2 separate regions of the Mus musculus genome follow, and region 2 is linked to region 1. A link is a loop called in an ENCODE intact Hi-C map of the cell type or tissue named here. Cell type or tissue: gastrocnemius. All regions are shown on one strand. Each heading gives the region's core, and the rest is flanking DNA. Links, peaks and the distances in the headings are about the cores only. Region 1 has its middle 15 kb from the start of Gm46921. Region 2 has its middle 6.2 kb from the start of Gm46942.

Region 1 (5,375 bases), core at 323-5,322:
CATATTCCCTTGGTATCAGTACTCCTTCTGGCCTGTACTCCCGCTGGCTTAGTGCTCACTCTGGTCTATTGCCCCCTCAGCCCCAGTGCTCCCTCAGACACCATATTCCCTTGGCATTAGTGCTCCCTCAGCCCTACTGCTCCCTCGGCCCTTGTGCATCACAAGCCAGGCATTACTGTGAGCAAATTTCCTCACAGTTGGTGGGGCAGCAGCCTTCTTGCTTTGGGGGGGGGGGCACCAGGTCTACCAGGGCACACACCTGGGAGCCCTCACTCATCTGAACCCTGTGGCATTTATTTCACAGCCTCCAGAAACCTTCAGTAATGTACCACGCTGGAGGGATTCCAAAGCCCTTGGGAGCAGATGGCCGCAAGAGACTGAGATGCCTTCTCTGAGTTAGAGGGGCAGAGGAGCAAGGGGGAGGGGCTGGGGTGGAGGATGCAGCTCAGTTGATAGGGTGCTTGTCTGGCATAAAGTGCATCCTGGGTTCCCTCCCCAGCACTGGAAAAGTCAGGCATAACGCCACAAGACTGTAAGCCCAGCACATTGGAAGCAGGAGAATCAGGAGTTCAAGGTCATCCTTGGCTACATAGCATGCTCAGGACAGCCTGGGCTACATGAGACTCTGTCTCAAAATACAACAGGAACTCCAGAAGACAAGCATAGAGGACCAAGACAAAGGTCCTGGAGAAACACTCAGGAGTACCCAGAGTATGGAAGGTCACAAAACAACAACACACCGACAGATTCAGGCTTTATTTATGAGCATACAGGACACACGCTAGATTAGAGTGGAGAACACATGCCTGGGTCACATAAACGGGACCCTGGTCTCAGAAATCTCATGGTGCAGCAGGAAGACAGCCTAAAGCCAAACCTACCCCTATCTCAGCCTGGGGACTTTATGCAATCTACCCCGAGCCTTACCTCATTCTCCACTCCAATCCCCTTATTGCACACCAGTGCCTTCAAAGAGGCTTTTCCTCCTGGTTGGAGCCTTTTACCTTGGCTGCCCATGAAAAGCGTTCTTACCACTCAAATCTGAAAGCTGCCCCCGAGCCCAGAGATGCCCGCCCTGGCCAGTCTACCTGAACATCCCTCCCTTGGTCTTTTTGTCTCGTTGCCTTGGCTTGCGTGGTACTTAGAACCTGTGATCTATCCAAACATATTTCTTTCTGGCCCTGGCTTCTTTGGGTAAATGCCAACTTTTGGAATAAGAAAGTCAGATTCTCATTTAGAAGGAAGCAAATGAGGTGGGGCCTGCTACAGGGGCCGGAGGAGAACCTCTTTCATGAAGGGTGATGCTTACCCTTGCAGGAGAGAAAGAAGCTAGCCCGGAAGAGCTGTCAGGTCAGCAAAAACAGGCAATAGAAAAGGCTTGGACCCAGGCAGCTGTGGTGTTTAATACATTTCACGATATTAACCCCCGGTGGCAGACAGTACCTCTGGGTACAGGAAGATCTTACAGGATCTGGGTCTTGATCTTGTATCTCACTGAGTTTTGCCCTCTGTAAAGTGGGCAGCTTTTGGCACTGTCTTCAAGGGTTGTGTAGGGGAAGCTGAAACATTAGCCCATGCTATGCCACACATACCATTGAGTGGTGCATGGTGAACCCCACAAATACAGGCTTCCTCCGCCGTACCCCTGTGAGTACAGCACAACATCTAGGGGAATCAAGTCAGACCAACAGTTGCTCCAGGAAGGAAGTTGGGGCCAGGAGGGGGTCTGGCAGGGCCTGGAGCCCAGCTGGGGTTGCAGAACAAGTTGGTAGGTCTTGACACCACAAGGAGCCAGAATCCAGCCTAGAATAGAAACCGCCTGCACGGCTGGCTGGGAGCCCCTTCCTGGAGTGATGACAGGCCAGTGTGCCCTGCTGGCTGGGCAGGTGCTTGTGGCCAGTAGTGACAAGGAAGCAGAGCTGCTTATGGTGAACACCCCATCCCCCGGTGACCACCTTAACTCTCTTGTCCCTTCATTGTCCAGGAAGCCTAGGGAAGACCCTGCCTCGTCCACAGTAGGCTGTCAGGGAGAGGCTGGTAGCCACTGTCTCTTGAGCATGTATCAGAAACCAGGTGTTGCATGAAACCTCCACCAAGTTCCAAGGTGGAGGGACTGCCACTCTCCCATGTCACAGATGGAGCAACTGAGGCTCAGACAGGGGACGTTAATTATGTTCATCTAACCCCAGTCTCTTTTACTTGGTTCTCACGCCATTTTTCCAAGGAGACCCATCTGTTCTACTTGTCACAAACAACCATAGATTAAGCAGTAGGAACCTGTGACTTGTCACCGGTGTTGGGGGCGGGGACTAGATGGTGGAGGAGGGGAGAGGCTGGCAAAGCCCAGATCCACGCTGAGACTAAGATTTTGTCTGAAGGCTGGATACACAATTGAAGACTCCTTTATGGTCTTGAGAGAAAACTGGCTAAGTTGGTTCCTTTCAAAAGGGAGATTACATTTAATCGGGTAACTAAAATGCTCAGGGCCATGACTTTCAGATCCAGGTTGATCCGGGTACACAAGAGACTCTGGAAATCCAGCCCCATCCTTTGGCTTTTCTTGGCGCCTCATTATTGATCGTCATCTCGATGTGGACAATGAGGACAATCGCCACTAGCCCTGTACTTGATTCTCATCTAGTGGGAGATTCTCATCAGATTCTAGCACCGGTCTGTCCCTGGACCGCTGTGTGTGGCTGTGCAGCCCTGACATGTTCGTTGTGTAGCTAGAACGCAGCACACAGATCAGCCACGACTCACTGTCCTCTCATCCAAATCAAGGCTGAAAAGGAGGGTCAGATGACTCTCCAGGGAGGAGTGACTGAGCAACATCCTGAAGGAACTGTGAGTTGTTGACATGGGACTTGGGGAAAGCCCAGGGGGGTTTTAGGAAGCAAAGTAGTTTTGTTTTGTTTTTGTTTTTTTTTTATAAATCACATGGAGACAAAACGAAGTGATGCACACTTTTAATCCCAGTACCCAGGAGACAGGGGTGGCTTGAACTGCGTGAATTTCATGCCAGCCATAGCTTCATGATGAGACACTGTCTCAAAAAAATTATTTTTTTAAACTAAAATTTTTAAAACTCACACGGATTGAACCAATCATAGAGGCTGGGTCTGCTTGGGCTTCCCCTAAACTGAAGAAGCTGCGAAGTCCCCACGGGTCATGTGGCATTCACAGCTTCCCCTGCGGTCGCTTCAGTTTCAAACTTTGGTTGACTGTCAGGGACAGCAGAGCCACCAAACAACACCCACCCTGCAACACTCCCCCCCACCCCACCCCCGGGCCCGTTAGTTCGCCCTCTGCACACGTGAACACATTTCCCCTTCACAAGACAGGAAACGCAGGAAACCAAAAACCTTTTCAAATAACTTGCCTGCAGCACTGCAGGCTGGGCCATTGTGACGTCAGGCCAGCAATCAGCCAATGCATGGGTGGTTCCGCCTTCCTAATCTGTATATTGTGTTCTCATAGGCTCTCGTTTCTCGCCCCTCCTTATTGTGGTGAGGTTTTTTTTTGGGGGGGGGTTGTTTTGTTTTGTTTTGTTTGTTTTCTGGGCTTCCTCCCCATTCAAGGGCTTACTCTATCCCAGACCTCCAGGTCAGCTAGGTTTAAGGATAGCCACGATGGTGTGGGTTCCCTGTGGGTCCTCTGTGTGGCTGGGCACAGAAAAGGCCAGGACTGGTGGCCAGAGAGCTGGAGGCTAGACCCAGAGTCTCCTCACCTCTGACTCCAAAAGGCATCCCGTGACCTAACAGTATGGACATGTGCATGAGCCTGCCCTAATGTGTGCCTGTGCGCCTATCTGTCTGTCTATCTATCTATCTATCTATCTATCTATCTATCTATCTGAAAAGAATACTAGAATAGGCCCTGTAAGCTTTAATTACATCTGGCTCAAGATAAAGAAGTTATAGTGAGTGTCCCAAAGTGTTCTGCCAAGAGAGGACTATTGTTGAAAATTTCTGATTTTGCCTAGACACGGTGGCACACATTAATTCCAGCACTCTGGAGACAGAGGAGCAGATCCTTGTGAGTTCTGAGTTCAAGAGCAACCTGGTCCACATAGCTCGAGGCCAGCCAGAGGTATACAGTGAAATAAATAAATTAAATAATAAAGTAAATGCAGGCACCACCAACTAGAGTACAGAGGGGGTACCCATGGCTCCAGCTGGATATGTAGCAGAGGACTGCCTTATCTGGCATCACTGGGAGGGGGACCCCTTGGTCCAGTGGAGGCTTGATTACCTAGGATAGGGGAACTATAGGCCGCTGAGGCAGGAGTGGGGGAGGTAGGGTGGGGGAGGGGGCACCCTTATAGAGGTAGGGGGAGGGAGGAGGGGATAGAGGGCTTGTGGAGGGGAAACTGGGAATGGGGATAACATTTAAAATGTAAATAAATAAAATAACCAATAAAAAACACAAATAAGCCGGGCGTGGTGGCGCACGCCTTTAATCCCAGCACTCGGGAGGCAGAGGCAGGCGGATTTCTGAGTTCGAGGCCAGCCTGGTCTACAAAGTGAGCTCCAGGACAGCCAGGGCTATACAGAGAAACCCTGTCTCGAAAAACCAAAAAAAAAAAAAAAAAAAAAAAAAACACAAATAAATACAGGAAGAAAGGCCGAATTCCGCCTTTATTTTTCAAGACCATTTTGTTGTTTGCTTTTGTTTTTAGGATGGGAATGTGGATAGGGGTCAGGCAAAGTTTCACTGTAGCCCAGGCTAGCCTGAAATCCATAATCCTCTCTCCTCAGCTTCTTGAATTCTGGGAATACAGTCAAGCCCCACCATCCCCAGTTTTCCAAGTCATTTTGTTTTTGTTTTTTGAGACAGGGCTTGTCTGTGTAGCCTTGGCTGTCCTGGGACTCACTCTGTAGACCAGGCCCAAACTCAGAAATCCACCTGCCTCGGCCTCCCAAGTGCTGGGATTAAAGGCGTGCGCCACCACACCTGGTTTTCCAAGTCATTTTAAATGTTAACTATGTATCCTCCAGTTCTTTACCTAGGAGAAAGCCCCAGTGCAGATTTGACTACAGCCAGAAGCCAGCATCACTTCCTAGAAAGCCAGGGAATCAGCTGATGCTGGCCTCCATCCTCTGGGTGTGTGAGGTGTTTAATCTCTGTTCACTGGGTGAGGCTGACGGCCAGACAGATGGACAGTCCTGATAGCTGGGAATGGATAAGGACGATGTCTGACTCATCTATGAAAGTATGAAGAAAGGAAGAGTGCAAACCGGTTCTGTGCTTCTGTGCTTGGGGGACGACAAGGACATTCTGTACCCAATGTGGCCACGTGCTTTTAGCTCTGAGGCTCAGGCCCCAGCCAGGACTTACACTCCACCCTCCCTGCCTTCCTCTCTCAGACCTGACTT
Region 2 (5,375 bases), core at 204-5,203, 110 kb before region 1:
GGTCGATGGTCACCATCAGACACCAGGGACTTACGGGAGTGGCTCCCTTCTGATGTGGGTTTTTGATCTGACGTTTGGAACTCAGATCTTTGGGTCAGTCAGGGATCTCTAGAGGAACAGACTTGATAGGATCGATATAACCCATGAAGGTAACGTATTAAATCAGCTTACTTCAAAATGACAACAGCTGATTCACACCCGAGGACCAAGAACCTGATAAGGGCCCTGTCACCGAGGCTGGGAGCCTCAGCAGTCCAATGTGGTATTGGAAACCTGGAGGGCTCCTGGAGATCCTCTGGTCCTCAGTAAACGATGGAAGCCTGGAAAGGCTGGTCCTGATGTCGCTGAAGGAGTCAGCAGAGGCAACAAGAGAGTAAACTAACCCAAAGGTGAGAGGGAAGATCGCTATCCATCTATTCATCCATCCATTATCTATCCATCCTTCCATCCATCCATCCATCTCCTCATCCATTTGTCTATATGGCCACCATCTATCCATCATCTGTCTGTCTGTCTTCATTACCCACCCATGCATCCATCCATTTATCTATCCATCTATCCCAGTATCTATCCATCCTTCCTTCTATCCATCTATCTACCCATCCATCATTAATCCATACATACCATTGTCTATTCATCTGTCTGCCCATCCATCCATCCGTCCATTCATCCATTTTTCCACTCCTACCATGGGTCTTCCTTTACCTTGCTGCTAAAGTCACAATCATAATAATAAAGACAAATGAAGAGGCCTCCTCTGTAGAGGAACTCCTCATTGGTGAGGGGAAGCTGGACATTAAATTAAGAACGATAAGCTCTGGGCCTACAATGAGGAGACCTGATGGCCGGGGACCTGGGATCCTTAATATCTCCATTGCATAATGGTACTGATGCTGTGGTAGGAGTAGGACGGAAGCTTGTGCCTGCCAAGCCCTGCCCTCGACAGGTGTGTGGTCTGAGGGGAGGTGGGCACTGCAGGGGAGAAAGTGAAAGAAGCTGGCTTTGCTGGTGTGTAGAGGAGGAGGGATGACCTGGGATGTGACTTCATAACTATGCTGGAGCCTCGGTGTCCCTCTTGGCTCTGTGCCTCAGTGGGGTCCCTCACAACAGAGTGGGAGTAAGGGTCAGTTCCAACACAGTGACCCCCTCTGAGGCCAGCCTGGTTGGATATTCTTGCCATTCGCCATTCCCCAGAGGAGTGAGAAGCAGTATAAAACCCCTAGGAGGACATGAAGGTCTCAAGAGGAAACACAACTGTGTAAATACATTCATTTTTGCTAGTATTCACCCCCCCACACACACACACAAATTAATAACACACAAAGCAGAAAGAGAATATCGCTTTCACCAGGCGAAACCCATGTCTGGGTCACGGGGTAGTGGGTGGTGAAGCTATAGAGGCTTATCTGCTCACTCTAGAACCCTGCAGGCGGCAAGATGGCCTGCTACAGCACTTCCCCTTCCCACCTCTTGGCCCACTGACAGGCTTGGTGTGGCCAGACCAGGCAGGCATGGAGCTTCAGGGTAACTGGGAAGGCCCCTGAGAGCTTATTTCTTCCCTACAGACCCATGGAACAGAGAAAAGCATTTGAACTTGGGCCTTGTTGGGGGGGGTGTGTGGTCTGCTATGAAGACTATGAAAAAAAATGAACTGCATTCCCATCCCTTTTGGGAGAGAGAGAGAGAGAGAGAGAGAGAGAGAGAGAGAGAACTAGCTAGCTGTCAGGGCTAAAAGAGCCGGCCTGAGATACATCCACTCAGGGTTGTCAATAACTCGGTTTTACGGATGTGCAGATTCACGGAGCTATATTTTAGTGCCTCTACATCATTGATCGGACTATCATTTCAGCTCCATAGCTCATAGCTAGAAAGCAGCCTACAGACACCCCACATTATGACCCTGCCCTCCTCGTTCGGGACACCACATTCCATTAGGAGCAGCTTGATGGATGGGCCTGATGTTGTAATCTTGCTGAGCAATTACAGTGCCATCCTATTACTGGGAGACACCCCCACCACCGCCCTGACTCCTGTACATGCAAGGCTCTGAGTAGGAGAAAGATCTGGGGAGATCCAGTACAGGAGGGTAATGGATCAGCCTTCTGGGGTTACACTCAACTGTACCTCAAAAGCCCTTAGATGAACACAGGTCCTCTGCATAACCTAAAGTCAGCAAGCATGGCAGATTCATTACCTGCTCTGTGCGGGGAGGGAGGTGCTAGAGAGGGGGGAATGCAGAGACCTTGAGTTATATAATTCCTGTCTCCTGGAACTTCTGACTCTTAGAAAGGGAAATTGGTGGTAGAGCATAGCGAGATGGGGAGAGTGGAGCTGGTCATTTGATCAGCCATCGGCCACGTGGCAGCCTGTGCTTACTGCCATCTGACTCAAACTGAGATCAAGTGAACTTCCACAGACGTGGCCATTAGGGGGCCTTTTCTCCCTCGCCATGAGAGCTACCACTAACTCATCTGCTAAGGGTTGAACTGTGTCCCTCCCCTAAGGCACATGCTAAGTTCTAGTGCCCCAAACTAGTGAATATGGCCTTTGTAAATGTAGTTTAGTTAGGCCATATTTCTCTTTTCCTTTTCTTCTTCCTCTCCCTCTTTTTTTCCTCCTCCTTTTCCTCCTCCACTTCCTCCCCTCTTTCTTTTCTTCCTCTTCCAACCCTCTTCCTCTCCTCTTCCACTTCCTCCCCTCCCCTTCCTCTTCTTCCTTTTCCTCCTCCTTCTCTTATTCCTCTCCTCCTTTTCTTCCTCGCCCTCCTCTTCTTCCTCCTCTTCTTCCCCATCCTCTTCCTCCCCCTCCTCTTCTTCCCTTCTTTCTCCTCTTCCTTTCTTCCTTCTTTCTTTCCCTCCTCCTCCCCTTCCTCCTCTTCCCCCTCCTCTGCTTTCTCACCCTCTTCCTCCTTTTCTTTCTTGCTTCCCCCTCTTCCTCACCCTCCTCCTCTTCCTCACCCTCCTCCTCTTCCTCACCCTCCCTCTGCTCCTCTTCCTCACCCTCCTTTTCCCAATACTGGGAGTTGAACCTTAGTCTCCACATATGTCAGGCAAGCACCCTACTTGCCACTGTGGTCAGTGGACCTAGAGCCCCAGAAAACCTTTCTCTTCTTTTGAGACAGAGTCTCACTAAGTTGACCTTGAATTTCAAAGTCCAAGCAGGCCTTGAACCTGTGGTCCTCCTGCATCAGCTTCTGAGCAGCTAGGGTAAAAGGCCTGCCTAGCAAGTCTGATGCTTCCTTAAGGAGGTAGAGAGATTTGAGCATAGGCACACTCAAAGCACAGGGCCATGGGGGCGGGGCCCAGACACTGAGAGAACATGGGGACCGAGTGGGCATGCTGCAGCCACAAGCCAGGGAGCTGCCCAAGCCAAGCCTCCTCCCTGGAGACGCAGAAGGGAATGTGGTCCTGCTGCACCTGGATGTCAGAGTCCTGGTGGCTGGAACTGTGAGAGGAGACATTCCTATGGGTGCCAGCCACAGCTGGTGGGTGCTTGTTATACAGCCCTTGGAGATGGGCTCAGTGCCTTGTCTACTGCAGGAGTCCAGAGAGTCCAGAGAGTGGCTAAATGGGGGACATAGAGCTACACAGGCCACGTGATGGTGTCCATCTCCTCCTGAGGACTCTGGGGAGGTTGCCTAAGAGCAGGTCTACTTTGTCAACACACCATGGAATGTATACACGAATGCACACACACACACACACACACACACACACACACATGCATGCACGCGCACTTACTCACACTCGAGCACACACACTTGCTCACAGTCGCTCACACATGAACATGCAGAGCACGCACACACACGGAGGACAGAGCTATTCTGGGCATGCTCATCAGCGGCTAATTTTAATCATCCTCAGGCTCGCATCTCAAATCCCAAACACTTTGGTGTGTGCAGTCTCTGAACACTCACCAAAAATAGTTCTGAAAGAGAAGAAACACAGGAGCCCGGAGTCGGCTGACAGCAATTTGAGTCAACCCTCTGCTTCCCAAAAGCCTTCAGTACAGTACAGCTGGGGGCATTCTATCTAATCTGATGTGGTGTGTGTGTGTGTGTCTCTGTGTGTGTGTGTGTAAATGTGTCTGTGAGAGTGCATTGTGGTATGTGTGCATGTGTGTGTGCATATATGTAAGTTTATGTGTATATGTGTGTGAGTGTATATATTCATGTGTGCATATGTGTGTACATGTATGTAAGTGTATGTGTATATGTGTGACTGCATATGAGTGTGTGCATATGTATGTGTGTATATGTGTGTAAGTATGTATGCATATGTGTGTGAGTGTATGTGCATGTATGTGTGATGTGTGTGCATGTTTGTGAGAGTGTATATGTGTACATATGTGTGTGTCTGTGAGAGTGCTTTGTGGTATGTGTGTGTGAGAGTGTATATTGGTGTGTGCATGTGTGTGAGAGTATATATACAGTATGTGCGTGTGTGTTATGTGTTTTTATGTGTGTGAGTATGTGTGTATGGGGGCGCATGTGTATGACAGTGTGTGTGATGTGTGCATATGTGTGTTTACATGTATGTGTGTGTCTGTTAGTATGTGTGTGTGTGTGTGTGTGTGTGTGTGTGTGTGTAGGTCCAAGGTCAACCTCTGGAACCATTGACCTGACCTTACTTTGAAGAAAGGCTCTCCCTGAGACCTGGATCTCCCTGATTCGGCCAGACTTTCCGGGATCCACCTCCCCAGCTCAGTGATTACAAGCATGCCCACCATGCCTGGCTTTTCCACTGTGTTGGGGTTGGGACTTAGGCCTCATGTTTGCTCAGCAGGTGCTTGAGCTAACTAACCAGGCTAGTTAGTTAGCTAATTAACTTCCCAGGTGCCAGGCAGGGATCTTAACAAAGGACTAACTAACCAGGGCTGTCCCCAGCCAGCCCTTGAGGCTGACCTCTCTGATGAGAGAGACAAGATTCTCTGGGCTCAGACTGCCAAGACGATGTGTCTACCTGAGAGTCAGCCCCTGTGAGTGACAGCCCCTCGCCTACCAGCAGTTAGCTGGTGTGGCTGCAAGTTGCATCCTATAAAGAATGGAGGGAATACTGCAGGTAGATGGCCTTTCTGCCACCTGCCTAAGGGGGATGCAGCTGAAGATGACGGTGAACTGCTGATCCCCCTGCCTTCACCCCTCCTCACCCCCTGTGCTGGGATTGCAGGCATGTGCCAGCATGCCCAGCTTCTCCCAGCTTCTCCCAGCTTCAGATCTGGGTGCTGGTGGTAAAAAGTCTAGCACACACAAAGCCCTGAGTTTTGTTCTCAGCACTTACGGTGTTCGTTCCATGCCTGTGATCCTGGTGCTCAGGGGGTGGAGTCAGGAGGATCTGAAGTCCAAGGTCATCCTTGGCTACATAGTGAGTTTGGGG

The links. Hi-C counts contacts between places; a loop is a spot of excess contacts. Peaks named below come from ENCODE experiments on the same cell type or tissue, not always from the same donor. Only the 100,000 strongest peaks of a DNase experiment are listed, where the experiment ranks them.
Region 2: a loop joins it to region 1, with 1.8 times the contacts of the local background. A loop is called at or near these places in 1 of 42 quality-filtered maps.

Annotation. Positions count from the first base shown.
Region 1 is chr5:118,475,015-118,480,389 of GRCm38, forward strand. No RefSeq gene overlaps it. Among named protein-coding and RNA genes, the nearest start is that of Gm46921, 15 kb to the right of the region's middle. In gastrocnemius, for the core only: no CTCF peak of the experiment used is centred there; a DNase peak (open chromatin) is centred at 3,422; H3K4me3 peaks cover 814 bases; H3K27ac peaks cover 3,024 bases.
Region 2 is chr5:118,363,433-118,368,807 of GRCm38, forward strand. No RefSeq gene overlaps it. Among named protein-coding and RNA genes, the nearest start is that of Gm46942, 6.2 kb to the left of the region's middle. In gastrocnemius, for the core only: a CTCF peak has its summit at 2,428; no DNase peak of the experiment used is centred there; H3K27ac peaks cover 1,511 bases.